Linked DNA regions of Homo sapiens: region 2 is linked to region 1. A link is an interaction called in ENCODE POLR2A ChIA-PET data of the cell type or tissue named here. Cell type or tissue: GM12878. All regions are shown on one strand. Links, peaks and the distances in the headings refer to the core of each region. The heading gives the core; the rest is flanking DNA. Region 1 overlaps LOC101929770 (a long non-coding RNA gene). Region 2 overlaps SUPT3H (SPT3 homolog, SAGA and STAGA complex component).

Evidence for each region. ChIA-PET counts read pairs that join two places held together with the same protein. Peaks named below come from ENCODE experiments on the same cell type or tissue, not always from the same donor. Only the 100,000 strongest peaks of a DNase experiment are listed, where the experiment ranks them.
Region 2: POLR2A ChIA-PET joins it to region 1 with 6 read pairs; 2 of 35 experiments call an interaction of 5 or more read pairs at or near these places.

Annotation. Positions count from the first base shown.
Region 1 is chr6:44,757,498-44,774,287 of GRCh38, forward strand. It overlaps LOC101929770 (a long non-coding RNA gene), which reads left to right. Exons shown (of 3, transcript XR_926855.3): 2 at 15,022-15,122. Among named protein-coding and RNA genes, the nearest start is that of MIR4642, 330 kb to the left of the region's middle. RefSeq lists enhancers at 2,129-2,720, 14,155-14,774. In GM12878, for the core only: no CTCF peak of the experiment used is centred there; a DNase peak (open chromatin) is centred at 10,674.
Region 2 is chr6:44,941,272-44,958,061 of GRCh38, forward strand. It overlaps SUPT3H (SPT3 homolog, SAGA and STAGA complex component), which reads right to left. Exons shown (of 11, transcript NM_003599.4): 8 at 13,224-13,336; 9 at 12,039-12,146. Among named protein-coding and RNA genes, the nearest start is that of MIR586, 250 kb to the right of the region's middle. In GM12878, for the core only: no CTCF peak of the experiment used is centred there; no DNase peak of the experiment used is centred there.

The DNA.
Region 1 (16,790 bases), core at 5,926-13,925:
ATTTTAGTTATTTCTTGCCTTCTGCTAGCTTTTGAATGTGTTTGCTCTTGCTTTTCTAGTTCTTTTAATTGTGATGTTAGGGTGTCAATTTTGGATCTTTCCTGCTTTCTCTTGTGGGCATTTAGTGCTATAAATTTCCCTCTACACACTGCTTTGAATGCGTCCCAGAGATTCTGGTATGTTGTGTCTTTGTTCTCATTGGTTTCAAAGAACATCTGTATTTCTGCCTTCATTTCGTTATGTACCCAGTAGTCATTCAGGAGCAGGTTGTTCAGTTTCCATGTAGTTGAGCGGCTTTGAGTGGGATTCTTAATCCTGAGTTCTAGTTTGATTGCACTGTGGTCTGAGAGATAGTTTGTTATAATTTCTGTTCTTTTACGTTTGCTGAGGAGAGCTTTACTTCCCAGTATGTGGTCAATTTTTGAATAGGTGTGGTGTGCTGCTGAAAAAAATGTATATTCTGTTGATTTGGGGTGGAGAGTTCTGTAGATGTGTATTAGGTCCGCCTGGTGCAGAGCTGAGTTCAATTCCTGGGTATCCTTGTTGACTTTCTGTCTCGTTGATCTGTCTAATGTTGACAGTGGGGTGTTAAAGTCTCCCATTATTAATGTGTGGTAGTCTAAGTCTCTTTTTAGGTCACTCAGGACTTGCTTTATGAATCTGGGTGCTCCTGTATTGGGTGCATATATATTTAGGATAGTTAGCTCTTCTTGCTGAATTGATCCCTTTACCATTAGGTAATGGCCTACTTTGTCTCTTTTGATCTTTGTTGGTTTAAAGTCTGTTTTATGAGAGACTAGGATTGCAACCCCTGCCTTTTTGTTTTCCATTGGCTTGGTAGATCTTCCTCCATCCTTTTATTTTGAGCCTATGTGTGTCTCTGCACGTGAGATGGGTTTCCTGAATACAGCACACTGATGGGTCTTGACTCTTTATCCAATTTGCCAGTCTGTGTCTTTTAATTGGAGCATTTAGTCCATTTACATTTAAAGTTAATATTGTTATATGTGAATTTCATCCTGTCATTATGATGTTAGCTGGTTATTTTGCTCGTTAGTTGATGCAGTTTCTTCCTAGTCTCGATGGTCTTTACATTTTGGCATGATTTTGCAGTGGCTGGTACTGGTTGTCCCTTTCCCTGTTTAGTGCTTCCTTCAGGAGCTCTTTTAAGGCAGGCCTGGTGGTGACAAAATCTCTCAGCATTTGCTTGTCTGTAAAGTATTTTATTTCTCCTTCACTTATGAATCTTAGTTTGGCTGGATATGAAATTCTGGGTTGAAAATTCTTTTCTTTAAGAATGTCGAATATTGGCCCCCACTCTCTTCTGGCTTGTAGGGTTTCTGGCAAGAGATCAGCTGTTAGTCTGATGGGCTTCCCTTTGAGGGTAACCCGACCTTTCTCTCTGGCTGCCCTTAACATTTTTTCCTTCATTTCAACTTTGGTGAATCTGACAATTATGTGTCTTGGAGTTGCTCTTCTTGAGGAGTATCTTTGTGGTGTTCTCTGTATTTCCTGAATCTGAACGTTGGCCTGCCTTGCTAGATTGGGGAAGTTCTCCTGGATAATATCTTGCAGAGTGTTTTCCAACTTGGTTCCATTCTCCCTGTCACTTTCAGGTACACCAATCAGACGTAGATTTGGTCTTTTCACATAGTCCCATATTTCTTGGAGGCTTTGCTCATTTCTTTTTATTCTTTTTTCTCTAAACTTCCCTTCTCGCTTCATTTCATTCATTTCATCTTCCATTGCTGATACCCTTTCTTCCAGTTGATCGCATCGGCTCCTGAGGCTTCTGCATTCTTCACGTAGTTCTCGAGCCTTGGTTTTCAGCTCCATCAGCTCCTTTAAGCACTTTTCTGTATTGGTTATTCTAGTTATACATTCTTCTAAATTTTTTTCAAAGTTTTCAACTTCTTTGCCTTTGGTTTGAATTTCCTCCTGTAGCTGAGAGTAATTTGATCGTCTGAAGCCTTCTTCTCTCAGCTCGTCAAAGTCATTCTCCATCCAGCTTTGTTCCGTTGCTGGTGAGGAACTGCGTTCCTTTGGAGGAGGAGAGGCGCTCTGCTTTTTAGAGTTTCCAGTTTTTCTGTTCTGTTTTTTCCCCATCTTTGTGGTTTTATCTACTTTTGGTCTTTGATGATGGTGGTGTACAGATGGGTTTTTGGTGTGGATGTCCTTTCTGTTTGTTAGTTTTCCTTCTAACAGACAGGACCCTCAGCTGCAGGTCTGTTGGAGTGACACCCTGCCATGTGAGGTGTCAGTGTGCCCCTGCTGGGGGGTGCCTCCCAGTTAGGCTGCTCGGGGTTCAGGGGTCAGGGACCCACTTGAGGAGGCAGTCTGCCCGTTCTCAGATCTCCAGCCGTGTGCTGGGAGAACCACTGCTCTCTTCAAAGCTGTCCGACAGGGACATTTAAGTCTGCAGAGGTTACTGCTGTCTTTTTGTTTGTCTGTGCCCTGCCCCCAGAGGTGGAGCCTACATAGGCAGGCAGGCCTCCTTGAGCTGTGGTGGGCTCCACCCAGTTCGAGCTTCCTGGCAGCTTTGTTTACCTAATCATGCCTGGGCAATGGCGGGCGCCCCTCCCCCAGCCTCGCTGCTGCCTTGCAGTTTGATCTCAGACTGCTGTGCTAGCAATCAGCAAGACTCCGTGGGCATAGGACCCTCTGAGCCAGGTGCGGGATATAATCTCGTGTTGCGCCATTTTTTAAGCCCATCGGAAAAGCACAGTATTCGGGTGGGAGTGACCCGATTTTCCAGGTGCTGTCAATCACCCCTTTCTTTGACTCAGAAAGGGAACTCCCTGACCCCTTGCGCTTCCCAAGTGAGGCAATGCCTCGCCCTGCTTCTGCTCACGCACGGTGCGCGCACACACTGACCTGCGCCCACTGTCTGGCACTCCCTAGTGAGATGAACCCAGTACCTCAGATGGAAATGCAGAAATCACCCGTCTTCTGCGTTGCTCATGCTGGGAGCTGTAGACCGGAGCTGTTCCTATTCGGCCATCTTTCAATCTCAGTTTTGACTGCACAAGATTTCTGTAAACCTTTTAACCTTTACAATTTTCTATTAAAGAACAGATCAGTGCTCCAAGAAAACCCTGTTATTTTGACCCAGGGGCCTAACTCTGGCCCTGCATCAGTGTATTTTTGATATGCTCCATTTTTAGGAAAAATAATCCCCTTCTAATTTAGCCAACTTAATCACACATAAAATTCTTTTCATGAGATTAATCTTCTACAGGCCTTCTACAACTTGCTTAAACCTTCAGTTTTGTGTTGTATATCCCCTTTTTATATTGGCATTCTACCTTAGGTGAAAATTTACTTTCCTTGCCCTCTTGTTTTGACCACACAAAGTTCTCTCATGTAAAAGGAAAAAAATTATTCTTTTTAAAAACTCTTTTTGCATCTTACTTTCTTTATATACTCTGTATGTAGAATTGTTTGTCTTATACTTAGTAGTTTTAATTGCATATATTAATTCCAGTGTGAACTCTTAGTAACCCTGATTTTCAGTGAAAAACCTAGGAACCGATTTTACTTATGTGTCAGATGCAGATCCCAGGACAAAGGTTGGATGCAGCCTTTCCAGCATGGTCAAGAGGCATAGCTGACCCAGGGAGGATGCAGCCCAGGCACTGTCCCAAGGCCTCACCATGGCCACTATCTATACCACAGGATTTAAAGGCCCAAATTCAAAGACATAAGCTCACAGACAAATTAAGCAAGTGTCAAAAATATCATAAAAGCAACAGCTTTATGACTTTAAAATATCTAGTAGAGACATTATAAACAGATCTGATCAGTAGACCCAGGCAAAAATGTCTAAAATTCTGAAGACATTTCTATTATTTTATCAACAATTTAAAAACTATCTTTATTTACCAAAGAGTACTAAAGTCACAGGGACCTGAAAAGCATTTGGGTTATTTAACTTATGAGCCCTCATTTATTTATAAGTCAATGGTATCACAACCAATATACAAACAGCCATGTATATATGTACACATAATACAGACAGGCACAAATAAAGACATTATAGCTTTGATTTAAAACTCTTAACCATGAGACCTGTAAAAGTCACTAGCTTGAAAGGATGGTGGGATTCAAACTGTGTCTTTGTGAATGAAAAAGGTTAAAGTTTATCTCTCTCACAGGGCTGAAGCCCTTACGGAGTTTTAGAGAAAACATGATAGCAAATTTACTTCTCAAATCAGAGAGAGAGAGACAGAGAGAATTTGGCTTCTTTCAAGAAGGAGTTTGGGTGTGTTAGAGAAAGATTTAAAATGGATGCCAAGGTAACACAAATGATAGGAAAATGCCATAGCATTTTATAAGGAGACCAATTTTATTTAGATAAGTAGCTTTTAATTTAGCCTGTTTTCCAACTGGACTGCTATGTTCAGGGCAGAGCCCATTAAGAAACATGACCAACAAAGCATTTGTAATTTTTAATGGCCTAATAATTTATGTGAAAAGCAGGTGCAGTTGGGAGGCAGAACATCTAGATATTTAAAAATCAAGGACTCCACTTTTACACTTTATCCTGAGTTCCCAGAAAGAGGAGAATGCCATGGGACTGAGCCACGCAATGCTTTCACAGTGCACTTTACTAGAAACACATTTCTTTAAGTGTTTAAATCATGCCTTTTAAATCTAAACATGCAAAGAAATGAGTAGCCCTCTCTAATAGTAACCATTCATTATACTTCCTAAAGTAAGGAAGAGAAAAAAGAAAGCAAAAATAAAAATTTTAAAGTTTTTAGAAAATAACCATTCATTTTAAACAGCTGCTGTCAGCTACCTCCAAAACTGCAGCTCTTGCCATTGACTCAGCAGCCATCACACATACAAAGGTCAAGTGCTCTCTCACAGTACAGAGAAATCTCTGGTACCCCTCAAAGCCAAAGAGATCAGGTAATACAATACAAAAGAAAGCAGAGTTTTAGACCTGAGAGGAACTCGTCCATGACTCTTCAGACTCCACAGGAAGACAGAATACCCCAAAAAGAGGGTTAGTGGTACTCTTTTCTGTGTGCCTTAAGGGAATTTGAGTCATTAGAAGTCTCTTCTAGATTCTTTCATGTGCGACCAAAGACAACAAAGAGAAAGGAGGAACTTGTATATCAGCTTTTAATTAAGCTGACTTTAACCATAGAGCTTAAAAAAAAAAAGTCTTTGCATACCTCTTATTATCAGATTTTAGCCAGGAAAAATAGCTGGTATTCCTGGCATTTGAACTTTTGTTTTAACCAAAGGCAACCTCCCAAGTGACTCACCAAAACCAATAAGGCTTAACCAAGGTATGACTTTTTTTTTTTAATTTAAGTTCAAGGGTACATGTGCACAACATGCAGGTTTGATACATAGGTATGCATGTGCCATGTTGGTTTGCTGCATCCATCAACTCATCATTTACATTAGGTATTTCTCCTAATGCTATTCCTCCCCCAGTAGGCCCTGGTGTGTGATGTTCCCCACCCTGTGTCCAAGTGATCTCATTGTTCAGTTCCCACCTATGAGTGAGAACATGCAGTGTTTGGTTTTCTGTCCTTGTGATAGTTTGCTGAGAATGATGGTTTCCAGCTTCATCTAGCTTCATCCATCTCCCTGCAAAGGACATGAACTCATCCTTTTTTATGGTTGCCTAGTATTCCATAGTGTATATGTGCCACATTTCTTTAATCCAGTCTATCATTGATGGACATTTGGGTTGGTTCCAAGTCTTTGCTATAGAGAACAGTGCCGCAACAAACATACGTGTGCATGTGTCTTTATAGTAGTATGATTTATAATCCTTTGGGTACATACCCAGTAATGGGATGGCTGGGTCAAATGGTAATTCTAGTTCTAGATCCTTGAGGAATCGCCACACTGTCTTCCACAATGGTTGAACTAATTTACACTCCCACCAACAATGTAAAAGCATTCCTATTTCTCCACATCCTCTACAGCATCTGTTGTTTCCTGACTTTTTAATGATTGCCATTCTAACTGGTGTGAGATGGTATCTCATTGTGGTTTTGATTTGCATGTCTCTGATGACCAATGATGATGAGCATTTTTTCATGTGTCTTTTGCCTGCATAGATGTCTTCTTTTGAGAAGTGTATGTTTATATCCTTTGCCCACTTTTTGATGGGGTTGTTTTTTTCTTGTAAATTTGAGTTCTTTTTAGATTCTGGATATTAGCCCTTTGTCAGATGGGTAGATTGCAAAAATTTTCTCCCATTCTGTAGGTCACCTGTTCACTGTGATGGTAGTTTCTTTTGCTGTGCAGAAGCTCTTTAGTTTAATTAGATCCCATTAGTCTATTTTGGCTTTTGTTGCCATTGCTTTCGGTGTTTTTGTCATGAAGTTCTTGCCCATGCCTATGTCCTGAATGGTATTGCCTAGGTTTTCTTCTAGGGTTTTTATGGTTTTAGGTCTAACATTTAAGTCTTTAATCCATCTTGAATTAATTTTTGTACAAGTTGTAAGGAAGGGATCCAGTTTCAGCTTTCTACATATGGCTAGCCAGTTTTCCCAGCACCATTTATTAAATAGGGAATACTTTCCCCATTTCTTGTTTTTGTCATGTTTGTCAAAGATCAGATAGTTGTAAATGTGTGGTGTTATTTCTGAGGCCTCTGTTCTGTTCCATTTGTCTATATCTCTGTTTTGGTACCAGTACCATGCTGTTTTGGTTACTGGAACCTTGTAATATAGTTTGAAGTCAGGTAGCATGATGCCTCCAGCTTTGTTCTTTTACTTAGGATTGTCTTGGCTATGTGGGCTCTTTTTTTGGTTCCATAAGAACTTTGAAGTAGTTTTTTTTCCAATTCTGTGAAGAAAATCATTGGTAGCTTGATGGGGATGGCATTGAATCTATAAATTATTTTAGGCAGTATGGCCACTTTCACGATATTGATTCTTCCTCTCCATGAGCATGGAATATTCTTCCATTTGTTTGTGTCCTCTTTTATTTCATTGAGCAGTGGTTTGTAGTTCTCCTGAAGAGGTCCTTCATATCCCTTGTAAGTTGTATACCTAGGCATTTTATTCTCTTTGTAGCAATTGTGAATGGGAGTTCACTCATGATTTGGCTCTCTGTTTGTCTGTTAATGGTGTATAGGAATGCTTGTGATTTTTGCACATTGACTTTGTATCCTGAGACTTTGCTGAGTTGCTTATCAGCTTAAGGAGATTTTGGGCTGAGACGGTGGGGTTTTCTAAATATACAATCATGTCATCTGCAAACAGGGACAATTTGACTTCCTCATTTCCTAATTGAATACCCCTTATTTATTTCTCTTGCCTGATTGTCCTGGCCAGAACTTCCAACACCATGTTGAACAGGAGTGGTGAGAGAGGGCATCCCTGTCTTGTGCCAGTTTTCAAAGGGAATGCTTCCAGTTTTTGCCCATTCAGTATGATATTGTCTGTGGGTTTGTCATAAATAGCTGTCATTATTTTGAGATACGTTCCATCGATACCTAGTTTATTGAAGAGTTTTTTTTAGCATGAAGGGCTGTTGAATTTATCGAAGGCCTTTTCTGCCTCTATTGAGATAATCATGAGGTTTTTGTCATTGGTTCTGTTTATGTGATGGATTACGTCTATTGATTCGTGTATGTTGAACCAGCCTTCCATCCCAGGGATGAAGCTGACTTGATCATGGTGGATAAGCTTTTTGATGTGCTGCTAGATTTGGTTTGCCAGTATTTTATTGAGGATTTTCGCATCAATGTTCATCAGGGATATTGGTCTAAAATTCTCTTTTTTTTGTTGTATCTCTGCCAGGCTTTGGTATCAGGATGATTCTGGCCTCATAAAATGAGTTAGGGAGGATTCCTTCTTTTTCTATTGATTGGAATAGTTTCAGAAGGAATGGTACCAGCTCCTCTTTGTACCTCTGGTAGAATTTGGCTGTGAATCCATCTGGTCCTGGACTTTTTTTGGTTGGTAGACTATTAATTATTGTCTCCATTTCAGAGCCTGTTATTGGTGTATTCAGGGATTCAACTTCTTCCTGGTTTAGTCTTGGGAGGGTGTATGTGTCCAGGAATTTATCCATTTCTTTTATATTTTCTAATTTATTTGCATAGAGGTGTTTATAGTATTCTCTGATAGTAGTTTGTATTTCTGTGGGATCGGTGGTGATACCCCCTTTATCATTTTTGATTGTGTCTATTTGATTCTTCTCTTTTCTTCTTTATTAGTCTTGAGAGTGGTCTGTCAATTTTGTTGATCTTTTCAAGAAACAGCTCCTAGATTCATTGATTTTTTTTGAAGGGTTTTTGTGTCTCTATCTCTTTCAGTTCTGCTCTGATCTTAGTTATTTCTTGCCTTTTGCTAGCTTTTGAATTTGTTTGCTCTTGCTTATCTAGTTCTTTTAATTGTGATGTTAGGGTGTCAATTTTAGATCTTTCCTGCTTTCTGTTGTGAGCATTTAGTGCTATAAATTTCCCTCTACACACTGCTTTAAATGTGTACCAGAGATTCTGATACGTTGTGTCTTTGTCCTCATTAGTTTCAAAGAACATCTTTATTTCTGCCTTCACTTTGTTATGTACCCAGTAGTCATTCAGGAGCAGGTTTTTCAGTTTCTATGTAGTTGAACGGTTTTGAGTGAGTTTTTTAATCCTCACTTCTAATTTGATTGCACTGTGGTCTGAGAGACAGTTTGTTGTGATTTCTGTTCTTTTACATTTGCTGAGGAGTGCTTTACTTCCAACTATGTGGTCAATTTTGGAATAAGTGCGATGTGGTGCTGAGAAGAATGTATATTCTGTTGATTTGGGGTGGAGAGTTCTGTAGATGTCTATTAGGTCTGCTTGGTGCAGAGCTGAGTTCAGTTTCTGGATATCCTTGTTAACCTTCTGTCTCATTGATCTGTCTAATATTGACAGTGGGGTGTTAAAGTCTCCCATTATTATTGTGTGGGAGTCTAAGTCTCTTTGTAAGTCTCTAAGGACTTGCTTTATGAATCTGGGTGCTCCTGTATTGGGTGCATATATATTTAGGATAGTTAGCTCTTCTTTTTGAATTCATCCCTTTACCATTATGTAATGGCCTTCTTTGTGTCTTTTGATCTTTGTTGGTTTCGTGAAGTATCTCCAAAGAAGTTCAAAGCAGTCCTCACAAGATCCAGAACTACCCCAAAGACAGCTCAAAGAAAGGAAGGTTTTGCTAGCTGCAAATGGAGTAAACTCACATTTCTGTCTGGCCATGTTTTCTTGGATCTCAGCCTTTCAGCCTAGCACCTGTGCACAAGGACCCGAAGCCCCATATGCCCCACAAATGGAAAAAGAAGGGAGCCCAAAAGCTCTCCACGGAAAGGGAAAAGGACCAGTAACAAATGAGTATCCCAAAAGGTCATGAATCATGCAAATAATTTTAAACAAATCGGACTATTTCCCTGACCAGGGATTGAACCTGGGCCACCCTGGCCACTAGACTACAGGGTGGAGTGCTTTTTTGTGTGTCAATCCTGCAGGGGATCCAAAGCAGGAAGTTTGAGTGTTTAAAGGATTTTAACTTATTTCTGATCTGATTTGAGTTGGACTGCTGCTTTGCTAATTTTCTGGATGTTAGCATTTCAAAGACACGATAAAGTTTAAAGGGTATTGTTTGATATTGGGTCAGAAAATCAGTGTATTTATTAGTCTTGGTTTAGGACAGTTGTTAGATCTGCATTTTTATAATCACAGTAGTTTTATTTCCATCCTGCAGTTGCTCCATTTGTTCCTTCTGTTCTAAATTTAAATTCATTTTCCCCTCTGAGAGAAGGAAATGTGTACACTGTAAAATTCCAGAATATCTCTGGCTAAAAGGTGTATGGGAGTTGAGGGAACAAGCAGAAAGGGATGAGTAGATCACAGGGCTCATCTGAAGGAGCAGTGAGAGGTGAAAGGGAGAAAGCCTGTGAAGTCTATTTTAATAGTTTCAAATATTCCTTTGTTTACCTGTTGAATGGAAGAGGCAATTTTTTTCTGTTAGAGTTTCTTTTAGAGGTTTTAAGGTGTATTGGAAATAAGTCTCCTATTCAATTTATCTGGTTCTAAAACCAGCTGTTCCTAATTGTTCACAGAAATAATTTTTTTTTTTTTTGAGACGGAGTCTCGCTCTGTTGCCTAGGCTGGAGTGCAGTGGCACGATCTCGGCTCACTGAAACCTCTGCATCCTGGGTTCAAGCAATTCTCCTGCCTCAGCCTCCTGAGTAGCTGGACTACAGGTGCGTGCCACCATACCTGGCTAATTTTTCTATTTTTAGCAGAGATGGGGTTTCACCATGTTGGCCAGGATGTTCTTGATCTCCTGACCTCGTGATCCACCTGCCTTGGCCTCCTAAAGTGCTGGGATTACAGGCGTGAACCACTGTACCTGGCCTGTTTTTGGTATTTTTAAAGGCCTTCATTTTTGGTCATTGCTGCTTATGACCATCCCAGGTTAGGTGGGTCCACGTTCCTGGATATCTACAAGAGGGCACCCTATAAGTGTTCTACATAAATCCAGCTGGTGTTTTTAAAAGGAGCATTGAGATTTTGAAGCTTGATTTCCCATCATTTAGGAATTTTTCAAAAGTGAGGCTGGGAATGTGTTTAGGGTCAAAGTGTGATGAATCTCTGAGTGTGTCTAACTGCCAGGTGGCAGCAGAATGCTAAAAGTATGTGGGGCCAGACCCTTATAAGAGTCTGGAAGAGCAAAACGGGGGTACACTTTTCACTTAGTAACAAACAGGAACCAGTCACAAATGAAAGGCTAACCCTGAATTTTCAAGAGATAGAAAACAGCCACAATCTTAAAAGCATACTATGTAAAATGAAACCACCAGTGCCTAACTGCCAGCCTTTTGCCCTGAGTCTCTGCTGTGAGGCAGGCAGAAAAACCTTGACTCAAACCTCTGGTCCTGAGGCAGAGGTGGAAAAACCTTGACCCGAACTTCTGCTGTGAGACAGAAGTGGGAAAAAAGGCAGTTCCCCACAGAGCTCTCCACCAGAATCTCCTGTCCAAAGACTGAAGCCCTCACTCTTCAAGAAAGAGTTTGAAAAACGGTCCAAAGAAAGTCTAGACCTTTAACCAAAGAGTGGGAGGTCTGAATTCAGGAAAACTCATCTGAAACACCCAACGGGACTTCTGAAGACAGACTGTTTATGCTGGTACCGAGCGCTGCTTTCTGAGAGAAACACCAAGCGGTTGGGGTCCCGGGGAGTCACTCTGAGTCCTGCTGATTTATGCTAGACATGTTGACCTAAAAGGAAGAAGCTGAGGCAAAATTAATAAAAGTAGAAAGTTTATTTGGGCCCAGCTTGAAGATTACAACCCAGGAGCATTGATTCAAGTTGTCCCAAATATACTCTCCAGTTGGCAGCAGTTACAAGTACACTGTTGAAGGGAAAGAAGAGTCCATTTCTGAGTTTGTTACCGGTGGCAGGCATCTGAGTTACTGGCGGTGAATCCATATGGGTCTGCAGCAACCTCAATTTTTGCCTTCTCAGAAGAAAGAATTCAACTGAGGGGCATATGGCAGAAGAAGAGACCGAAGCAAGTTTTAGAGCAGGAGCGAAAGTTTATTAAAAAGCTTTAGAACAGGAATGAAGGAAAGTACACTTGGAAGAGGTCCAAGTGGGCGACTTGAAGGGCAAGTAGTCAGCTTGACCTTTGCCTTGGGGTTTTATACATTGGCCTACTTCCAGGGTCTTGCATCCTTTCTCCCCTGATTTTTCCCTTGGGGTCTGTTGTCTGCATGCACAGTGGCCTGCTAGCACTTGGGAGGTGAGCATGCACAGTGTGTGTACTGGAGTTGTACACATGCTCACTTGAGACATTTTTTTCCCTCGCTGGTGGAATGTCCACGGAGGGTCATATACCTGTTAAACGCCATCATTTTGCCTCTTAGTGCGCATGTGTGAGCCCACTCTTCCAACTCCTGAAATCTTATCAGGAAGCTGCTGATCACCAGTTTCAGGTTTTGTTTTTTTTTAAAAATCTATAGGGAGTCTGCTTTTCCCTGGCACTGACTGCGACCAATTGTTATTTTAGAGAGACAGTTAACAACTGCCTGGCCGTCACCTGATGGTCGCCTGACCTTCCTTGTTGTGATGGGCAAGCTCTCCTGCCCTGCTCATATCTGCCTGACTACCTACTGTAACAAGTTGTTTACCAAGACTGTACATTAAAAATAACAACCTATAGATTGACTATACATTGTTAAGCTATAGGGTGTGGGTTATAGTGCCTGGAGCAGCATTATTAGGTTAGTTTATAGCTGTGGCAGTAGCAAGCAGTTTCAAGAGATAAATACAAGTCTCAAAAGGGAGGGAGTAGGATGTGATTGCTGCCTCATTTTAATGTCTCTCTGGGTCTGATAGTTTAAAAGGACTCACATTCCCCAGATAAAAGTTCTTTTTTTTTTTGTTTTTTGTTTTTCTCTCACATCTGTCAGACAGGAAGGGTTTCCTCCACATGGATGTGATGCTTAAATTTTCTGAAAAATCAAGACCAGCTTTGTTCATTTTGCTTAGGATTGTCTTGGCTTTATGGGCTCTTTTTTTGGTTCCATATGAAATTTAAAGTAGTTTTTTCTAATTCTGTAAACAAAGTCAATGGTAGCTTGATGGGGATAGCATTGAATCTATAAATTACTTTGGGCAGTGTGGCCATTTTCACGATATTGGTAACAAAGCTGGAGGCATCACGCTACCTGACTTCAAACTATACTACAAGGCTACAGTAAACAAAACAGCATGGTACTGGTACCAAAACAGATATGTAGACCAATGGAACAGAACAGAAATAATGCCACACATCTACAACCATCTGATCTTTGACAAACCTGACAAAAACAAGCAGTGGGGAAAGGGTTCCCTATTTAACAAGTGGTGTTGGGAAAACTGGTTAGCCATATGCAGAAAGCTGAAACTGGATCCCTTCATTACACCTTATACAAAAATTAACTCAAGATGGATTAAAGACTTAAACGTAAGACCTAAAACCATAAAAACTCTAGAAGAAAACCTAGGCAATGCCATTCAGGACATAGGCATGGGCAAAGATTTCGTGACTAAAACACCAAAAGCAATGGCAACCAAAGCCAAAATTGACAAATGGGATCTAATTAAACTAAAGAGCTTCTGCACAGCAAAAGAAACTACCGTCAGAGTGAACAGGCAACCTACAGAATGGGAGAAAATTTTTGAAATCTATCCATCTGACAAAGGGCTAATATCCAGAATCTACAAAGAACTTAAATTTACAAGAAAAAAACAACCCCATCAACAAGTGGGTGAAGGATATGAACAGTCGCTTCTGAAAAAAAGACATTTTTGTGGCCAACAAACTCATGAAAAAAAGCTCATCATCACTGTTCATTAGAGAAATGCAAATCAAAACCACAATGAGATACCATCTCATGCCAGTTAGAATGGCGATCATTACAAAGTCAGGAAACAATAGATGCTGGGGAGGATGTGGAGAAATAGGAACCCTTTTACAATGTTGGTGGGAGTATACATTAGTTCAACCATTGTGGAAGACAGTGTGGCAATTCCTCAAGGATCTAGAACCAGAAATACCATTTGACCCAGCAATCCCATTACTGGGTATATACCCAAAGGATTATAAATTATTCTGCTATAAAGACACATGCACACGTATGTTTATTGCAGCACTGTTCACAGTAGCAAAGACTTGGAACCAACCCAAATGCCCATCAATGATAGGCTGGATAAAGAAAATGTGGCACATCTACACCATGGAATTCTGTGCAGCCATAAAAAAGGATGAGGTCATGTCCTTTGTAGGGACATGGATGAAGCTGGAAACCATCATTCTCAGCAAACTAACGCAAGAACAGAAAACCAAACACTGCATATTCTCACTCATAAGTGGGAGTTGAACAATGAGAACACATAGACACAGGGAAGGGAATATCACACACCAGGGCCTGTGAAGGGGTGGGGAGCCAGGGGAGGGATAGCATTAGGAGAAATACCTAATGCAGGAGACGGGTTGATAGGTGCAGCAAACCACCGTGGCACGTGTATACCTCTGTAACAAACCTGTATGTTTAATATCCTTAATATATAATAAAATTTTACAAATAAGTAGGAAAACTTAAATAAAAAAAAGTCAAGACCAGAAGCCTCAGACATCTGTCTTTGCTGCTGATTACAGAAGCAGCCTACAGTTTCAGACAGTTCTGGGCAAGTGTAAAAGCCAGCCTAGAGAAAATGATACTTATTAGCAGGCAAAACCTCTGCTGAGGAGAATCCACAGGCAGGGAAGTGGCAATAATTGGGCCAGAGGCCAGGCCAGAGCTTGCCCTCTTTACTAACTGCAGGAAGAGCTCAGAAGGGAAAAAAAAAAGGAAGGCAGGGAGGAGGGGAATGCTTAACTGCCTTAGGAGAACAAACAGCTTTTAAATACTTTAGACCCATTTTTCACCTGTAACCAATTGATGTGCTAATTCCACTTCATTCTTCTTTGTGGCACCAAAGGAAGCTCTAAAGCCCCTACTTGCCAATAGCTTGTTTCAGATTATACTGTTTGTCCGTAGAAAAAAAATAAAACTACATTTCTTTAAAGCTAGTGTTTGATTTCTTTAAGAACAGCGTATAATAGAGAGTTTTAATAAATTCCATTTATTTCCACAATTGCCATCCAGGTCAGCCCTAGGTCCCCCTCTGTCAGGGCCAGGGCCCAAGTAAGGAGAAACATGTCTGGGAGCTGTGATGACGTCACCCTCAAGAGGTTAGGGACATTTTGGAACATCTGTAGCTTCCTGATTCACAGGCCTCCTTTATGTTACTAAAGAAATGATGCAGGTCATCCATGAGCACCCCAGCTGGGAGTACACGCTCCATACTTTCCCACCTAGGAGATCAGCCTTCCTTTTATTTGCCAGAACTCAACTCTGCAGCCTCACCCAGCAGAATCTTTCATCTTAGACTTGGGGGTCAGGGGGATGGGGACACAAGTCCTGGGTGTCCTCTTCTGGAGGGCACCCTTCCCAGCTTTAAGTCTCAGCCCCTTTCCTTTACAGCCTCATCTTGCAGCCTGAGGGAACAGCCTCATATTCAGGCTTCCTTTTGCCTTCTCTGCTTCACCTTGATTGAAGCTACCCTTCTCTGCACCTTCTTTAAGGTAAGCAAATGCCATTTTTTGGAAGCTGGTCTTGAAACTGCCTTCGCAAAATTATAAGTAATGAGGGAAATCTAACATGACTGACTGAGGTTAGAGGTTACTTCTAACCTCACAGGCTAAATTATTGTTTTGTTTTTGTTTTTTTGCTTATTCTAGTGTTGAGGCCAAGATAACGATGAGAGGACTTTAGTTCACAGGTAAAGTTTGAAGCAAGGAAAACTGATCCTCTCCTTGTCCAGAGATTGAAGCTACATTCATATGACAAGGCTAGAACTATGGTGGAGGCTTGAACTTTGTTAAGGAATCAGCATAAATAGTAACCTGCCATTGCTTAGTTTGCTTTTCTATAAATTGCTTACTACCCCACCATCACATAATCAAAGATTGCAAGATTTATAACTTCCCCCAACTACTCCTATACATGACATCACTATTGTGAAACCTAAAGAACTGATCTTTGAGATATTTTTTCAGATTTAGCATTTTGGTAAACCAAAAGATGCCACCTGGTCCTGAGACCCCCCTCCCTACACCCTGCCACCAAGAACTGACTCAGCTGCATGAAGACAGTTTAGACACCCCTGTGATTTCATCCTAAGCCAATCAATTGTTTCATTTCTCCAGTATCCTGCTCACCAAAGTACTCTTAAAAACCCTAGCCTCTGGATTTATTTATTTATTTATTTACATTTTTTCATTTAAAAAATTTCATGGTATATAGTAGGTCTATATATTTAAGGGGTACGTGAGATGTTTTGATACAGGCATGCAATGTGAAATAAGCACATCATGGAGAATAGAGTAATCATTCCCTCAAGCATTTATCCTTCGAGTTACAAACAATCTAGTTGCACTCTTTAAATTATTTTAAAATGTACAGTTAGGTTATTATTGACTATAGTCACCCTGTTGTGCTATCAAATAGCACAAAGTAGTTCTTATTCATCCTTTCCATTTTTTTATGCCCATTAACCATCTCCACTCCTCCCCAGTTCCACACTATTCTTCCCAGCCTCTGGTAACTAACCTTCTACTCTCTCTGCCCATGAGTTCAATTGTTTTGATTTTTAGATCCCACAAATAAGTGAGAACATGCGACGTTTATCTTTCTATGCCTGGCTTATTTCGCTTAACATAATGATCTCCAGTTCTATCCATGTTGTTGCAAATGACAGGATCTCATTCTTTTTTATGACTGAATAGTACTCCATTGTGTATCTGTCCCGCATTTTCTTTATCCATTCATCTCTTGATGGACACTTAGGTTGCTTCCAGATGTTAGCTATCGTAAACAGTGCTGCAGCAAACATAGAAGTGCAGATATCTCTTTGATATACTGATTTCTTTTCTTTTTGGTGTATACCCAGCAGTGGGATTGCTGGATCATATGGTAGCTCGATTTTTAGTTTTTTAAGGAACCTCCAAACTGTTCTCCATAGTGGATGTACTAATTTGCATTCCCACCAAAAGTGTACAAAGGTTCCCTTTTCTCTACATCCTCATCAACATTTGTTATTGCCTATCTTTTAGATATATGCCATTTTAACTGGAATGAAATGATATCTCATTATAGTTTTGATTTGCATTTCTCTAATGATCAATGAAGTCAAGCACATTTTCATATGTGACATGGTTTGGCTCTGTGTCTCCACCCAAATCTCATCTCGA
Region 2 (16,790 bases), core at 5,941-13,940, 180 kb after region 1:
ACCTTTTGTTTCCATGTTTAGGACTCCTTTGAGCATTTTGTGTAAGGTCAGACTAGTGTGATGAAGTCCCTCAGTGTTTGCTTACCTGGGAAAAGCTATTTCTCCTTCATTTATGAAGCTTAATCTTACTGTATACAAAATTTTTGGCTGACAGTTTTTTTCTTCTTTCAGTACTTCGAAAATGCCATCCCATTATTTCCTAGCCTGCCTGTAAGGTTTTGCTGAGAAGTCTGCTGTTAGTCTGATGGGGTTTTCTTATAGGTGACTGAAAAAGGTTTTCTTTAATTAAAACCAGAAAGGTGTTTAAGGAAAAAATAATAGAGGTTCACTAAATTCAAGGATTCATACATTATTATCTCTGGATGGGACATAAGAATGGTCTATTCTAAATGTTTCCAACTCCTACACAATTTTATAGATGAAAGAGTGAAAATACGGGACATGTCCAAGGCTACAACAATAGTATTACAGATATAACTATACATCAAATTTCTTGGCTTGTAATACACGTAGTGAGTGTAGAGATTTTATTATTATATGCAGGATTACTTGAACCATTATAGCATCATAGCTGAGGTTTCCAGTGAGTAAAACTCAAAATATAGCAAAAGTCTGAATATAGAAAGAAGTGTATAAATGAGTAGAAAAATAATTAAAGCCTCTGAAGTGGAACAATATTAATTCTGATGCCACTAAGTTCAAATTCAAGAGAATACAGACATAGACTGGGATAATACTTTCCTCAGGAAAACTTTGTTGTAAAATAACTCCAATTTAATAGTTTTCAACAGGATCGGGAAGAAATGTTTAAATATACGGAGAAAAATGTAAAGAATTTCTAAAAACATAAAAAATTAATTTATGTATACATATCACTAGGTTAATTACAACTCCTTCTCACATACTTTGTGAATCAAATTAACTGAAGAGGTCTTTTAGGTAAGATTTTGTTACCATAGTTTTAGCTACTGAATGAGTTGCAGAGTACAATAGCTGAAATTCTTACAAACTTTGAATAGGTAATAAAAAAAAAAACCAAGTATATGAAAGCACTGTAGACTGATCAAAACCAGACTGAAACTGGAAACGGTAGTATGTACTTTTAGAAGGGAATGTCAGTGGGTGGATTTCCTGTCTTTACAGTTTTAGCCTAAGGGCAGCATCCAGTGGGTAGAGGAGTGGCTAACATATAATCTTAGATCCTTGATAAACGAGATGCCAGAGTTCGCGCAATCACAGTAGGTGCGGAATGAGAAAGGAAATCCCCAAAGGGACAGAATAGAAAAAGGGGGAGCCCCAAATTCGGTGTACAAATTTTACCCAAATATTTTTTTGTGGGTGGGGAGAGATGGGGTCTCACTATGTCCGGGCTAGTCTGAAACTCCTAGGCTAAAGTGATCTTCCTATCTCAGCCTCCTGAGTAGCTGAAATAACAAGTGCCGTCACGTATGGCTTTCCGCAAATCTTTTACTAACCCCTAAGTTCTTCCTGTATGGTATGAAATGCATGCAATCTCACTAAAGCAAAAAGAAATGAAAAGACATTCTAGTTGCTGCCACTGAAGAGGAGTTCAAAGTTTATAGGTGAGTCTAGAAAAGTAACTTCCCTGCTGAACACATATACCAATGCCACTACCACCACCACCAATAAAAACAATATATTCACAGGAATAAAACAGAATCCTAAAATGCCTATGATGTATTACTCACAATGTCCACTTTACAATTCAAAATTACCAGACATGCAAAACACAAGAAAGCATGACTTATATTCAATGGAGACCAAGAAAATTCACATATTTAATTTTGCAATCAAGAATTTTAAAACAGCAATTCTAACCATGCTCCAAAGCACAAAATAAAATACATTTGTAACAAACGGACAAATAAAAAATAATGATAGATAAATGGAAACTATAAAAAATCAAATAGAAATTTTAGAAGTATAAAATGAAATATCAGAAATAAAATATTACTAGATGGGTGTCACAATAGATTGGAGTTGACAGAAAGAAATGTATAGAAGATAAAAGTTCAATAGAATTGCTCCAATCTGAAGAACAGAGAGAAAATATTAAAAGAGGAATTAAAAAGCACCTAAGTTACCTATGGAATAATATCAAAGTAACTAATACAATGTACTTGGAGTTTCAGAAGTGAAGGAGAGGGAATAAGGCAGAAAAAAATCTGAAGAAATAACTGCCAAAAAGTCCCCTAATTTGGTTAAAGACATACACTGTCTTTGATTCAAGAGATTCAAGATTCAAGAATTTTGGTGAATTTTCGGCAGGATAAATACAAAGAAAACCATGTCTATGGATATCATGGCCAAACAGCTGAACATCAAAAGTAAAAATACAATTCTGAAAGCATCCAGAGAAAACAACACATTAGACACAGGGAAACGATAATAGAAACCTACTGACTTATGATTAAAAACAATAGAGAAAAAAGTGGAATGACATCATTAAAATACTGAAAAATAAAACTTTCGAGACAGAATTCTGTATCTAATGAAACATCATCCAACAATGAAGAAAAAGTAAAGACTTTTTCAGAAATATCAAAACTAAGATAACCATCACTAGCTAACTTGCACTACAACAAATGTTAAACAAAATTTAGCAGAACAGAAAAGAAAAATGATACAAGAAAACTCTAATTATGAAAGAGAAATAAAGAACAATGGGAATGGTAAACAATAAGCTCTTTTTTTTAGTTGCTTCTCAGCCTTTTGGCTAAGATCAAGTGAAGCTCTATTTTTTTCTCTTAGTTTCATTAAAACGCACTAGATTATTTAAGACAAAAATTATGGTATTATGGCTTATAATATATATAGATGTAGTATGCATGACAATTATAGCATAAAGGACCTGGACCTATATATATACAAGAGTCTTACATTTTATGTGAGTTAAACAGTGTAATAACTCCCAAGTATACTGAACATTTAAGGATGTACATTGTAATTCTTACCATGACTACTGAAAAAAGGATGCAAAAAGATATCATAAAGAAATCAATATATAAATTAAAGGGAATTTCTAAAAAACACACAACCCAAAAGAAGACAGGAAAGAGAAACAGATAAACAGTAAGAGAGGAAATAAGCAGAAAAGAAATAGGAAAAGTTACCCTATATCTGACCACGTGACTTAATACATCAAATATCACAGAATTATGGACTACAATTAAAAGATACAGATCGGGGGAGGGCACAGCAGCTCATGCCTATAAAAGCACTTTGGGAGGCTGAGGTGGGTGGACCGCTTGAGCCCAGGAGTTTGAGAATAGCTTGGGCAACACAGTGAAACCCTGTCTCTACAAAAAAAAATACAATAATTAGCTAGGCGTAGTGGTGCATGCCTGTAGTCCCAGCTACTCAGGAAGCTGAGGTGGGAGGATTGCTTGAGCCTGGGAGATTCAGGCTGCAGTGAGCTATGATCATGCTACTGTACTCCAGCCTGGGAGACAAAGCAAGACCCTCTCTCCAAAAAAAAAAAAAAAAAAAAAAAGAAAAGAAAAAAAGATACAGACAGACAGAAAGGAGGAATAAAGAAGCAAGACCCAATTATTTGCTGACTATAAGAGATGACTTTAAATATATTATATTTATCTTTCAATACAGGCATACCTCACTTTATTGCACTTTGATTTATTGTGCTTCACAGATGTTGTAAGTTTTGCAAATTTAAGGTTTATGGTAACCCTAAATCAAGCAAGTCTTATCAGTGCCATTTTTCCAAAAGCATATACGTGTCCAACTTTATGTCTCTGTGTCATATTTTGGTACTTTTCACAGTATATTTCAAATATTTTCATTATTATTTTATCTGTTATGGTGATCTGTGATCTTTAGTGTTACTATTGTAATTGTCTTGGGGCGCCACGAACTGTATTCATATGAGATAGCAAATTTAATAAAAGTGTTTGTTCCGACTACTCCACTGACTAGCTGTTCCTCCATCTTTCTTCTCTCAGGCCTCCCTATTCCCTGAGACACAACAATACTGAAATTAGGCCAATTAATAACCCTACAATGGCCCCTAAGTATTTCAGATGTAAGGAAGAGTTGCATGTCTCTCACTTTAAATCAAAGCCTACAAATGATTAAGCTTAGTGAAGGAGGCATGTTGACAGCCAAGACAGGATGAAAGCTAGCCCTCTTGCCCCAAATAGCCAAGCTGTGAGTGCCAAGGCAAAGTTCTTGAAGAAAATTAAAAAATGCTGGTCCACTGAACACACAAATGATAAGAAGGTGAAACAGCCTTATTGCTGATATGGAGAATGTTTCAGTAGGATGAATAGAAGATCAAACTAGCCATGACATTTCCTTAAGTCAAAGCCTAATCCAGAGCAAGGTGCTAACTCTCTTTAATTCTGTGAAGGCCAAGAGAGATGAGAAACATGCAAAAGAAAAGTTAGAGGCTACCAGAGACTGGTTCATAAGATTTAGGAAAGAAGCCATCTCTATAATATAAAAGTGCAAGGTGAAGCAGCGAATGATGATGTAGAAGCTGTAGCAAGTTGTCCTGAAGGTTAAGCTAAGATCAATGATGAAGATGGCTACATGTAACAACAGATTTTCATTGTAGATGAAATGGCTATTAGAAGAAGATGCCATCTTGGCCATTCATAGCTAGAAGAGGAGAAATCAATGCCTGGCTTCAAAGCTTCAAAGCTGACTCTCTTGTCAGGGGCTCATGCAGCTGGTGATTTTAAGTTTTAGCTAGTGTTCATGTACCATTCTAAAAATCAGGATCCTGAAAAATTATGTTAAATCTATTCTGCTTATGCTCTATAAGTGGAACAACAAAGCCTAGATGACAGCATATCCATTTACAGCATGGCTTACTGAATATTTTAATTCCAGTGTTGAGACCTACTATTCAGGAAAAAAAGATTCCTTTCAAAATAATTACTGCTCATTGACAATGTATCTGGTCACCCAAGAGCTCTGCTGGAGAAGTACAAAAAGATGAACACTGTCTTCACAATAGCTAACAAAATCCATTCTGCAGCACAGTTCAAGAAATAATTTCAACTTTCAAGTTTTATTACTTAAGAAATATATTTCATAAGACTATTGCTGCCATAGATAGTGATTCCTCTGATGGATCCAAGGAAAGTAAATGAAAATCTTCTGGAAAGGATTCATTATTCTACATGCCATTAAGAACATCTGTGATTCACGTGAAGAGGTCAAAATATCAACATTTACAGGAGTTTGGAAGAAGCTGATTCCAGCTATCACGAATGGCTTTGAGCGGTCCAGACTTCAGTGGAGGAGGTAACTGCAGATGTGGTATAAATGGCAGGAGAACTAAAAGTGCAGCCTGAAGATATGACTGAACTGCTCAATCTCATGATAAAACTTGAATGGGTGAGAGTTGTTGCTTATGGATGAGTCAAGAAAGTGGTTTCTTGAGAAGATGTCTATATCTGTTGAAGATGCTGTGAACATTTTTAAAAATAACTACAAAAACTCCTACAAAGGACTTAGACTTAGTTCCATAAACTTAGCTGATAAAGCAATGTCAGGGTTTGAGAGAACTGACTCCAATTATGAAAGAAGTACTGCTATGGGTAAATGCTATCAAACAATATCACGTGCTACAGAGAAATCTTTCAAGAAAGGAAGAGTCAATCAATGTGGCAAACTTCACACTGTTGTCCTATCTTAAGATATTGCCACAGCTACCCCAACCTTCGGCAACCACCACCCTGATCAATCAGTAGCCATTAACATCGAGGCAAAACCTTCCACCAGCAAAAAGATTATGACATGCAAATGACTCAGATAATAATTAGCATTTAAAAAATAAAGTATTTTAAAATTAAGGTATGTACATGTTTTAGACATAATGCCATTGCAGACTTATAGACTACAGTATAGCGTAAACATAATTTTTATATGCACCAGGAAAGCAGAAAATTTGTGTGACTCGCTTTATTGCAATATTCACTTCAATATGGTGGTGTGGAAACAAACCTGCAATATCTCTGAAGTATGCCTGCAGAAACATACAAATATATTGAAAGGAAGTGGATGGAAAAACATATTATGTAAACAGCAATCACATGGCTGGAATGGCTAAATCAATCACATAAACAGACTTCATATGTACAGCATTTTCAGTAATAAAAAGAGATATTTCATAAATATAAAAAAGAGAGAAAATCCATGTTCATGGATTGTGAGACTTAGTATTGCTAAAACATATCCCAAACTGATGTAAGCAGTCAGCCTAATTCCTTTCAAAATCCCACCAGGCTTTTCTTTTTTTTCTTTTTCTTTCTTTGGCAGTAACTAACAAGTTGATTCTAAAATTTACATAGAAATGCGAAGAACACAGCATGTCCATATTAAGCTTAAAAAATAACAGAGTTTGAAGACTTACATTATAATCAAATAAACACAAATGAAACTCCAAAAATAAATCCATTTAGATATATTGTTCAAGCAATCCAATGGGAGAAAAGAGTCTTTCAGCAAATAGTTCTGCAATAACTAGATATCCATAAGTAAAAATTGGATTTGGCTTCAACTCATACAATAAATGGATTTTAATTTGACCAGATTAATAGAACTAAATACAAAAACCAAAGAGATAAAGCTTCTAGAAGAAAACACAGGACAATATCATCATGACATGGGAGTAGCCAAAGGTTTCTTAGGACACAGGCAATAAATATAAAAGAAAAAAATTGTGTAAGGAAGGGATCCAGTTTCAGCTTTCTACATATGGCTAGCCAGTTTTCCCAGCACCATTTATTAAATAGGGAATCCTTTACCCATTTCTTGTTTTTGCCAGATTTGTCAAAGATCAGATGGTTGTGGATGTGTGGTATTATTTCTGAGGGCTCTGTTCTGTTCCATTGGTGTATATCTCTGTTTTGGTACCAGTACCATTCTGTTTTGGTTACTGAAACTAGATCCCTTCCTTACACCTTATACAAAAATTAATTCAAGATGGATTAAAGACTTAAATATTAGACCTAAAACCATAAAAACCCTAGAAGAAAACCTAGGCAATACCATTCAGGACATAGGCATGGGCAAGGACTTCATGACTGAAACACCAAAAGCAATGGCAACAGAAGCCAAAATTGACAAATGGGATCTAATTAAACTAAAGAGCTTCTGCACAGCAAAAGAATCTACCATCAGAGTGAACAGGCAACCTACAGAATGGGAGAAAATTTTTACAATCTACCCATCTGACAAAGGGCTAATATCCAGAATCTACAAAGAACTTAAACAAATTTACAAGAAAAAATCAAACAACCCAATCAAAAAGTGGGCGAAGGATATGAACAGACACTTCTCAAAAGAAGACATTTATGCAGCCAAAAAACACATGGAAAAATGCTCATCATCACTGGCCATCAGAGAAATGCAAATCAAAACCACAATGAGATACCATCTCACACCACTTAGAATGGCAATCATTAAAAAGTCAGGAAACAACAGGTGCTGGAGAGGATGTGGAGAAATAGGAACACTTTTACACTGCTGGTGGGACTGTAAACTAGTTCAACCATTGTGGAAGACAGTGTGGTGATTCCTCAAGAATCTAGAACTAGAAATACCATTTGACCCAGCCATCCCATTACTGGCTATATACCCAAAGGATTATAAATTATGTTGCTATAAAGACACATGCACACATATGTTTATTGTGGCACTATTCTCAATACCTAAGACTTGGAACCAACCCAAATGTCCAACAATGATAGACTGGATTAAGAAAATGTGGCACATATACACCATGGAATACTATGCAGCCATAAAAAAGGATGAGTTCATGTCCTTTGTAGAGACATGTATGAAGCTGGAAACATCATTCTGAGCAAACTAACGCAAGGACAGAAAACCAAACACCGCATGTTCTCACTCATAGGTGGGATTTGAACAATGAGAACACTGGGAGACAGGGTGGGGAACATCACACACCAGGGCCCGTTGTGGGGTGGGGGGAATGGGGAGGGATAGCATTACGAGACATACCTAGTGTAAATGACGAGTTAATGGGTGTAGCACACCAACATGGCACATGTATACATATGTAACAAACCTGCAGGTTGTGCACATGTACCCTAGAACTTAAAGTATAATTAACAAAAAATTAAAAAAATAAATAAATGCAAGCGGAATATTGTCAAAAAAAAGAAAAAAAAGAAAAAAATTGGATAAATTAGGCTTCATCAGAAACTTAAAATTTCTCAGCTAACAAACTGAGAGAAAAATATGTGAAAAATATGTGTTTGATACAGGACTGTTGTCACAAGATATGTAAAGAACTACAAACTGGTAATAAAAGTCAGCCCCTTTGCCTGCAAAAAAAAAAAAAATGGGCAAAGGATTTGAAGAGACACTTCTCAGAGTAAGATACATAAATGGCCAATCAATACATTAAAAAGTGCTCAACCTTATCAGTCATCAGAGAAATACACACTTAAACTGTTATCAGAAAATATCCACTAGAATGGCTAAAAGTAAAAATGACAATGCCAAATGTTGATGAAGCTGTGGAGCAACTGGAACTCTAATACACTGTTGGTGGAAGTATAAAATGGTACAACCTGTTTGGAAAAAAAGTCTGTTTCTTTAAAAACCAAACACATGCCTAACTCTATGACCCAACAATTTCATTCACTGCCATCTACCTAAGAAAAACAAAAGCATTTGTCCTTCCAGACTTGTACAGTAATATTCATAGCAGGTTTATTCATAATACCTCAGAAACTGGTGACAGTCCAGATACTCACCAACATGAGAATGCATAAACTGATATGTTCAAGGAAGTCTGTTCTTTCTTTATGGAGAAGTACTTTTAAATAGTTGAAGACTTATCTTTCATAGCCTCTTCTCTTTAATGGTCAAACACCTCAAGTTCATCCCAGCAGTTACTACAAGAAATGTTTTTCAGTTTCTTCAGACACCTGCCCCCTTTCCCATTACTCTCCTTTAGACATGCTCCACTGTGTCAATGTCCATTCTATAGGATGATGCCCAATACTAAAAAAATTCCTTATCAGTCACATCACAGTATTGGCTCCTAAGAAATTCACAGGCAAATAAAAATCTCAAAATCATTTTAATGTATGGTATTATTAATCTACATTTTCCTCATCATCAATCATACCAACTGCACTACTGGCCCACAATTCTTCATAATGTATTTTAAAAAATAGCCGAGCATAGTGGTGTGCCTGTAGTCCCAGCTACATGGAAGGATGAGGCAGAGAGATGGCTTGAGTCCAGGAGATCAAGGCTGTAGTGCACTATGATCATGCCTGTGAATAGCCACTGCACTCCAGCCTGGGCAACATAGAAAATCTAGAAAGTTAACTTGAATTAATATTAAACTTGCTAATCTAGTAAGAACCCAAGCTTAACCAGCCCAGTTCCTTATATGGTTAGTGCTCAAGAATGATACCCCTTAAAATAAAATGCACTGTGTATTAACCCACATCTTGAGTTTCCAATTCTAATCCACTGTACATGGCACTACCATTTGGATCTTTTTTTTTTTTTCCTCTTGTTTTATTTTTTATTATTATTATTTTTTATTTATTTTTTATTTTTTATTATACTTTAAGTTTTAGGGTACATGTGCACATTGTGCAGGTTAGTTATACCATTTGGATCTTAAAACACCCTTTTGAACTCCTCACCCTTCAGCCAAGAAACCATCAACAATTCATTCCTTCCTAACTCTAGCAGTCTAAGACTCTATATAATCTGAGCCTTAATTTTCTAATCCAAATGCCTACTATTCCTCTTTAATGAACCTTAATCCTTGAATATTTTAAACAGCGTTGGGTTTTTCTCCTTCTAAAATGGTACTTATGCTGTCTTTGAGTCCTAGAGTATTATCCTAACTTCTACCTTATCATAGTCCTATTTTTCTTTTAACCTTAGCTTTCTCTCTAAAGTCTTTGACTGCAACTAGAGAAGGTTTTTTTTTTTTTTTTTAAACTTCTGTATTTTCTGTCTGAGTCACTCATTTGGAAACCAGTATATGCCATCTTAAACTGTTTGTTCAATTATTTGCTTATTTGTTTTACAAAATATCCTGTCTCCCTGAACAGAGATCACATCAGTCTCCAGAGTCCCACTTTGGACTCAATTTGGTATAGTATTTGATGTACAGGCCCTTGATGTTAGCTGCTGATTTTGTCAAGTGATAAAGGGCAGGAAGGAAGACTTCCAGTCTCTGAATATTCATCTTGACTACCAGTCACAGGAGGGGAGGGGTGTCTGCCAGCCAGAAAAAAGTTTGAGGCTTATACTAACATATTTTGTCAGGAGGCTCTCTGACACTCATGCTCCCACCTCCCAGAGAGCCCAGGAAATCCAGCACATATAGGATATTCCTCTCAACTGCTGGGTAGCTGGGAACAGCGGCTGCGGTTGCTGAGCAGTTGCCTAGGGCAGCTTGGCCACCCTGGAGAACCAAGAAAAGAGGGGAAATAAAGAGTTTTCCTAGGCATGCAAGCAATCACTTGAATGTTAAAAGAAAACTAGGCCCGTTGTGTTCACAGTAAATTTTCTCAATTAGAAATGTTATAACAAATTTGTCTGATGTTAATGGAAAGCATACTTATACACATATTCATAAAGTGAACAAACATCAAAGACATTTTAAAGGGGGTTTTTTGACATCATAATTTGGGTTTGTAACATAAAGAAAACAAATAGTGATTAATCAACTAAGTAAGCTTTAGGGACTTTTGTATGTTGACTGATAATGATGTATGACCTTTTCTAAGAAAAAAATGGATTTTTAATGGGCATAAACATTTTAATCCCTATTTGGTTTCCAAGCCAATTTGATTTTCCAAGGGGCATAAGAAAATGTTGAATTGTCCTTTTGTTTGTAATAAGATGCTATATGGGCATATATGTTAACATATTTTCTATGTATCCTAGAGCAGAGAAATTTAAACCTAGGGTCCATAGGGTTCACAGATCCCTTGGATCCATAGAATGGCTTCAGAATGTCTCTGAACAATCTGAAACTGTAGGCAAAATTTGTGAATGTGTTTATAGAAAAAGGGTTTATAGTTTTCATCAGATTCTCAAAGGGGTGTGTGACCTAAAGAAGATTACAACTACTTCTTAGAAATGATTTGAACCACTATCCTTGCCTATAGATATTTAACAAGGAGTAGAAATGTGTAATCAAGGTATGGCTATAAAACAGAGCTTAGCCATTTTCAGGTTATATATTTCAACCAACTTGATCCAAAACGTACTTCACAACTCTACATGTAGATGCGAACTTAACCTTCTTGCTGTCTTATCTATGGATATTCGATTGAATTACGTGAAACTGCTGTTTTTGTTAGTGAAAAGGGTCGAATATTGGCAAATACATTCAAGACACTGCAATACATTTCTGGTTTTGAGGTAGATGCTGTTTACAGAGGAGATTCTGTATACTAAAAGTGGTGCACAGTTATTATACAGAGCCTTAAAATTGGAAAGAAAACTTTACGGTTCCCATAGCAAAGCCAGATCAGAAAAGAATATAATTTTCACATAGTAGGGGCAATCTAAAAACTCAAGATGAATGAAGACAAGCTTCTTTAAATCATTTTTAGAGATGAATCAATAACTGAAATGGAAAGTTATCAATAAATGCCAGGGATTATTTTGTGAATAATAATGATAACCCTCTTATCTTTTGAAGCACAAAGAAATAAATGACTTTTCCAACATTACCTAAACCAGTTTTTCATCTCCCATAAAAATAAGAAATGCCTTGCAACTATCCCTTTCAATGAAGGGGTAGGAAAGCTAAGTGAAGCAAGAAAAACGTGAAAAAAGTCATTGTCTTAAGTGGACTGTCAGGGCCTGGCACACAGTAGGTGCTCAATTAAATACTTATTTGAATGTCTAATGTATTAAGATTCTTTGACTGAAGGTTATACACTCCTGCATAATCTTTATTAAAGAATCACTAATGTAAATACCAGATATGTGTCAAAATTCACAAATGTTTTAAGACAGATTTTTTTTGTACTTACCTCAGCAGAGTTGTGATACTGAATGAAGGTTGCAGAAATGGCATGGCTGAAGGGGTCCCCTGCCTTGGTTACCATGTCTTGCCTCACAAGAAGAGCCAGATCCACTAACTAGAAGACCAGAAGAATGAAAGTCACATAGCTAGAAATAATCATGAATGCCACTGAAGTGGCAAACCTAAAAGCAATACATTCTGAATGTTACTGATAATCCTGCTTGCCTAAAAATCTATATTGTAGACATGAGCACACACTTTCATTGACTGGTGAATGGACCTAGTCATGATATATTCTGACTTTTTAGGAGAGTAGTTCTCAAAATTTATTTCACAGTCACTAGTGCAAATTTCTGGGCTTTAAGTCCAGAGATTCTAATTCAGTAGGTCTGTTTTAAGCATATAGTCTAGGAATTTGCTTATTTTATTTTATTTTATTAATTTTTGAAATGGAGTTTCGCTCTTGTTGCCCAGGCTGGAGTGCAATGGTGCGACCTCAGCTCACTGCAACCTCGGCCTCCTAGGTTCAAATGATTCTCCTGCCTCAGCCTTCCTGAGTAGCTGGGACTACAGGTGCCCGCCACCATGCCCGGCTAACTTTTTTTTGGTATTATTAGTAGAGATGTGGTTTCACCATATTGGCCAAGCTGGTCTTGAACTCCTGACTGCAGGTGATCCACCCACCTCGGCCTCCCAAAGTGTTGGGATTACAGGCAAGAGCCACCGCGCCTGGCCAGAATTTGCATTTTAAACAAGAACCAAGGAGATGCTGATGCCTGTGGTCTAAAGACCACATCTTGAGAAAGTCTTTTAGAGGGCGAGATTCCAGACCCAGAATTTGGTAAGTACTCCTAAATTCTCACATACGTAGAAAGGTGTTTTTCAAAGCTCAAAAATAATCTCTAAACAAGGCAGATGTGGATTTGAGTTCAATGTCAAGAAAAAGCATGCAGGGATTCCATTTCTCATTAAGATAAAGGTACAAGAACTCTTTTTTATCCTAGCATCCACTTGAATTGAGGATGCAGAGACACATAACTGAACTAAATTTTAGAAAATGATGTAAATGCCACAGGAGAGAATTCATGGCTGTTATTACTGGTAGAGCAGCAGGGAGAAGAAGAATTGATCATGGGCAGAGATAAAGAAAAACCAGCCAGTGTGGCCCGATATGACAGATTAGAATTCTTACCTGTGCCACAGTTTCATACGCTAAATATGCTAAGATTTCCATTGCGACAACATTGGGTTTTATCTCCATACTGCTGCAGTCCAACCAGTCTCGAAATTTGGAAGCTTTTTTGGCTGGCCATTTAAAAAAAACAAGTGCAGAAATTTTAATTTTTAAAGTGTTTTAATACTGCACATTACTATCACAAAATTAAAAAAGTATACTCAGAATTGTACACAAAAAATAATGCACATAAAATGCATAATTAATGTCTAGATATTCTGGCCCCAAGAAATCCAAGTTTTAACTCTCAGTTATAAGGCAACACAATGGTTGTTTTCAACAACTCTCTTACGTATTTGGGTCTTTTATTTTACACCTATGCTATATGACATAGTATATTAAAGCATTTAATGTTTAATACTTCTCACACTGTCAGATTTACCATTGGCTACCGCTCATGTTACAACAAGAAGTCAGAAGATGTTCTTGTCTGATGTAACCTTAATTTACTCATATAGAAAGAAAATCTTGCAAGAAAGAACCTGTGATGAAAAAAGAAACATACAGAAACTATTGCTAATATTTTTCAAAAATATTCTCTAGTCTCAGAAGAAAATGGCACATAGCAGGCAGGATTAACTTGCAGCTCCCACTTGGATGGGTAGAGCAGCACGTGGAGACCCACACTGTGAACTTTTGCTCCAAGAACTACCGTAGGAATATACCAGGAAAGCCAAGAGCCACAGACCCCTTGAAGGAGGTGGATCACCACTGCAGGCTCTGTGGGACGCAGAGGAACTGTGAGTAGGCTTGCTTTCTCAGCTAGGAAGCCGGTAGCCTGGGGAAAGTTCTCAGCCCTGCTCACCAGCTGCCTGGAAATAAAGTTGGTGCTGTTACGGGCAGAGGGCATGGTGGAGTGAGACCGGCCTTTCGGGCTGTGGGCTGCATGGGAGCTGGGTGAGGCCTGCGGCTGCTGGCTTTCCCCCACTTCCCTGGCGACCTGCGTGGGGCAACAGAGGCAGCCATAATGCCCCTGGCAACGGTAACTCCCTTGTTCTAGAAGCCACACCCTCATCCCCCACAACAGCCACAGCAAGCCCCGCCCAAGAAGAGTCTGAGCTCAGACATGCCTAACCCTGCCTCCAGCTCATGGCAACCCAAATATCCTATACTCTCACTTATAACTGAGAGCTAAACTATGAGGACGCAAAGGCATAAGAATGATACAGTGGAATTTGGGGACTCAGGGGAAAGGGTAGGAGGGGGGTGAGGGATAAAAGACTGCACATTGGGTACAATATACACACTGCTCGGGTGATGGGTGCACCAAAACCTCAGAAATTGCTACTAAAGATTCATGTAGGCTGGGCGCGGTGGCTCACGCCTGTAATCCCAGCACTTTGGGAGGCCGACGCGGGCCGATCACGAGGTCAGGAGATCGAGACCATCCTGGCTAATATGGTGAAACCCCGTCTCTACTAAAAATACAAAAAAAATTAGCCAGGCATGGTAGCGGGTGCCTGTAGTCCCAGCTACTTGGGAGGCTGAGGCAGGAGAATGGTGTGAACCTGGGAGGTGGAGCTTACAGTGAGCCGAGATGGAGCCACTGCACTCCAGCCTGGGCGAGTGCGAGACTCCGTCTCAAAAAAAAAAAAGATTCATGTAACTAAACACCACCGGTTCCCCAAAAAACCTACTAAATAAATACGTTTAAAAAAAGTGTCTAGGTCGGGCGCGGTGGCTCACGCCTGTAATCCCAGCACTTCGGAAGGCCAAGGTGGGCAGATCACGAGGTCAAGAGATGGAGACCATCCTGGCCAACATGGTGAAACCCCATCTCTACTAAAAATACAAAAAATTAGCTGGGCGTGGTGGTGCGTGCCTGTAGTCCCAGCTACTCGTGAGGCTGAGGCAGGAGAATTGATTGAAACCGGAAGGTGGAGGTTGCAGTGAGCCGAGATGGCGCCACTGCACAACAAGAGCGAAACTGTCTCAAAAAAAAAAAAATAAAAAAAAAAAATAAAAATAAAAAAAAAAAAGTGTCTATTACCAGAATGGCTCAAAGTTGTAAATTTAAAGTTAAATAAACTGACATCTGGTCTAATCTAAGCCTGTGGTTACATTTTTTCCGGTTATGAAGATGTCTAAATTCTTAAGCCTGACTCAAAACCATCCAGACTGATTCCAAGCAGCCTTTAAGATATTTCCCTATTAAACCATCACCTGGCCTTGAGTCTTTTCCTCTGTGTGTCTACTCCTACTCCTTTCCTTCCATGGAATGCTCTGCCATCACTCTTCTTCATTCATATGAATCTTGATCATACAGGCCAAAGGTATACTTCCCTACTCTAGCCATTTATTGAACACTGATACCATCAGATATTCTTTCACAAATGCTTATAATTTCTTAAGCCATATTACAAATTTTTGTGGGAGAAGACCATGCCTTATGTCTCTGCATGTGTAATAGTACCAAGCATATACAGAACCAAGCGCGTATGTAACCTTTAGTTAAATATCTCTACACTGCCACAGTGCTAAGCAGTCTAATTTGATATAGGGACTTCATTAGACATTATTCATTTAACTAGTAACCTAGAGGGAAAGATTGATAGTGAAGATTTTATGAAATCTGTAAGATTTTCTTTATAATCCACTGATTATTCTTTTGATTAATCTGGCCCCACGGGTCTATAAAACACTTAATAGTAACTCAAAGCATGATATTTTGATCCTTCTATATAGAATCTTCAGGATTCCACATACAGAAGAGTTCTCTTTTAAATAAATCATGGAAAACATTAAGTCCTGCTATCGAAGCATATACCCAAAGCTGTCAAATATGGCAGAATTATGATAATCCCCCTTAAAGCTATCTCCCCAACGTAACAAATCTTCCAAATACTTTCTGACATGCAACATTCCATCTAACTAGTATGCTGCGATAGCTCACAAACACTTGTTTAACATCTGTGGAATACTTCTAAAGTTAAAGTTAACAGGCAGCAATTTGGCAAGATCAATGAGATGTACATTAATCACTTATCTCCTTGACAGATCTTTAGGACAGAAACAGATATTTTGTGACTGTGCTCTAAACAGTTGATTTTAAAAGTGAGGGAAAGGATCATTATTAATATTCAGTTGGATCTATCCACATAACAGAATTAGCTTCCTTGCTAGATTGTAACCACCGAGAATGCAGGGACAAGGACCATATATCTCCAACTGTATCCCTAGCACCTAGAATACTGCCTGGCATTAGCAGACTCACAAGAAATATTTCCAGAAGAAATGAATAAATGAATGAAGTATTTTTTAAATAAAAGAGTAGAGTCCAAACTTTTCTATTCATCAAAAGACATGCATAGAAGTCCAAAAACCACTTGGGTTATTGCTGTTCCACCAAGTGGTGGAGATTCTTTGAGAGCTAATTCCTTCCCTGTCATGTGGAGAAGGATGGCTTTAGAGCCTCACCCTTCCAAGGTATTGTTGGTTCCAGCAAAAGAGGCACAGATACCTGTAGTTAAGACAGTTTGTTTTCATCAAGAGGTGAGAGGGGCCTCAGAATAAACAAGTTCCTTC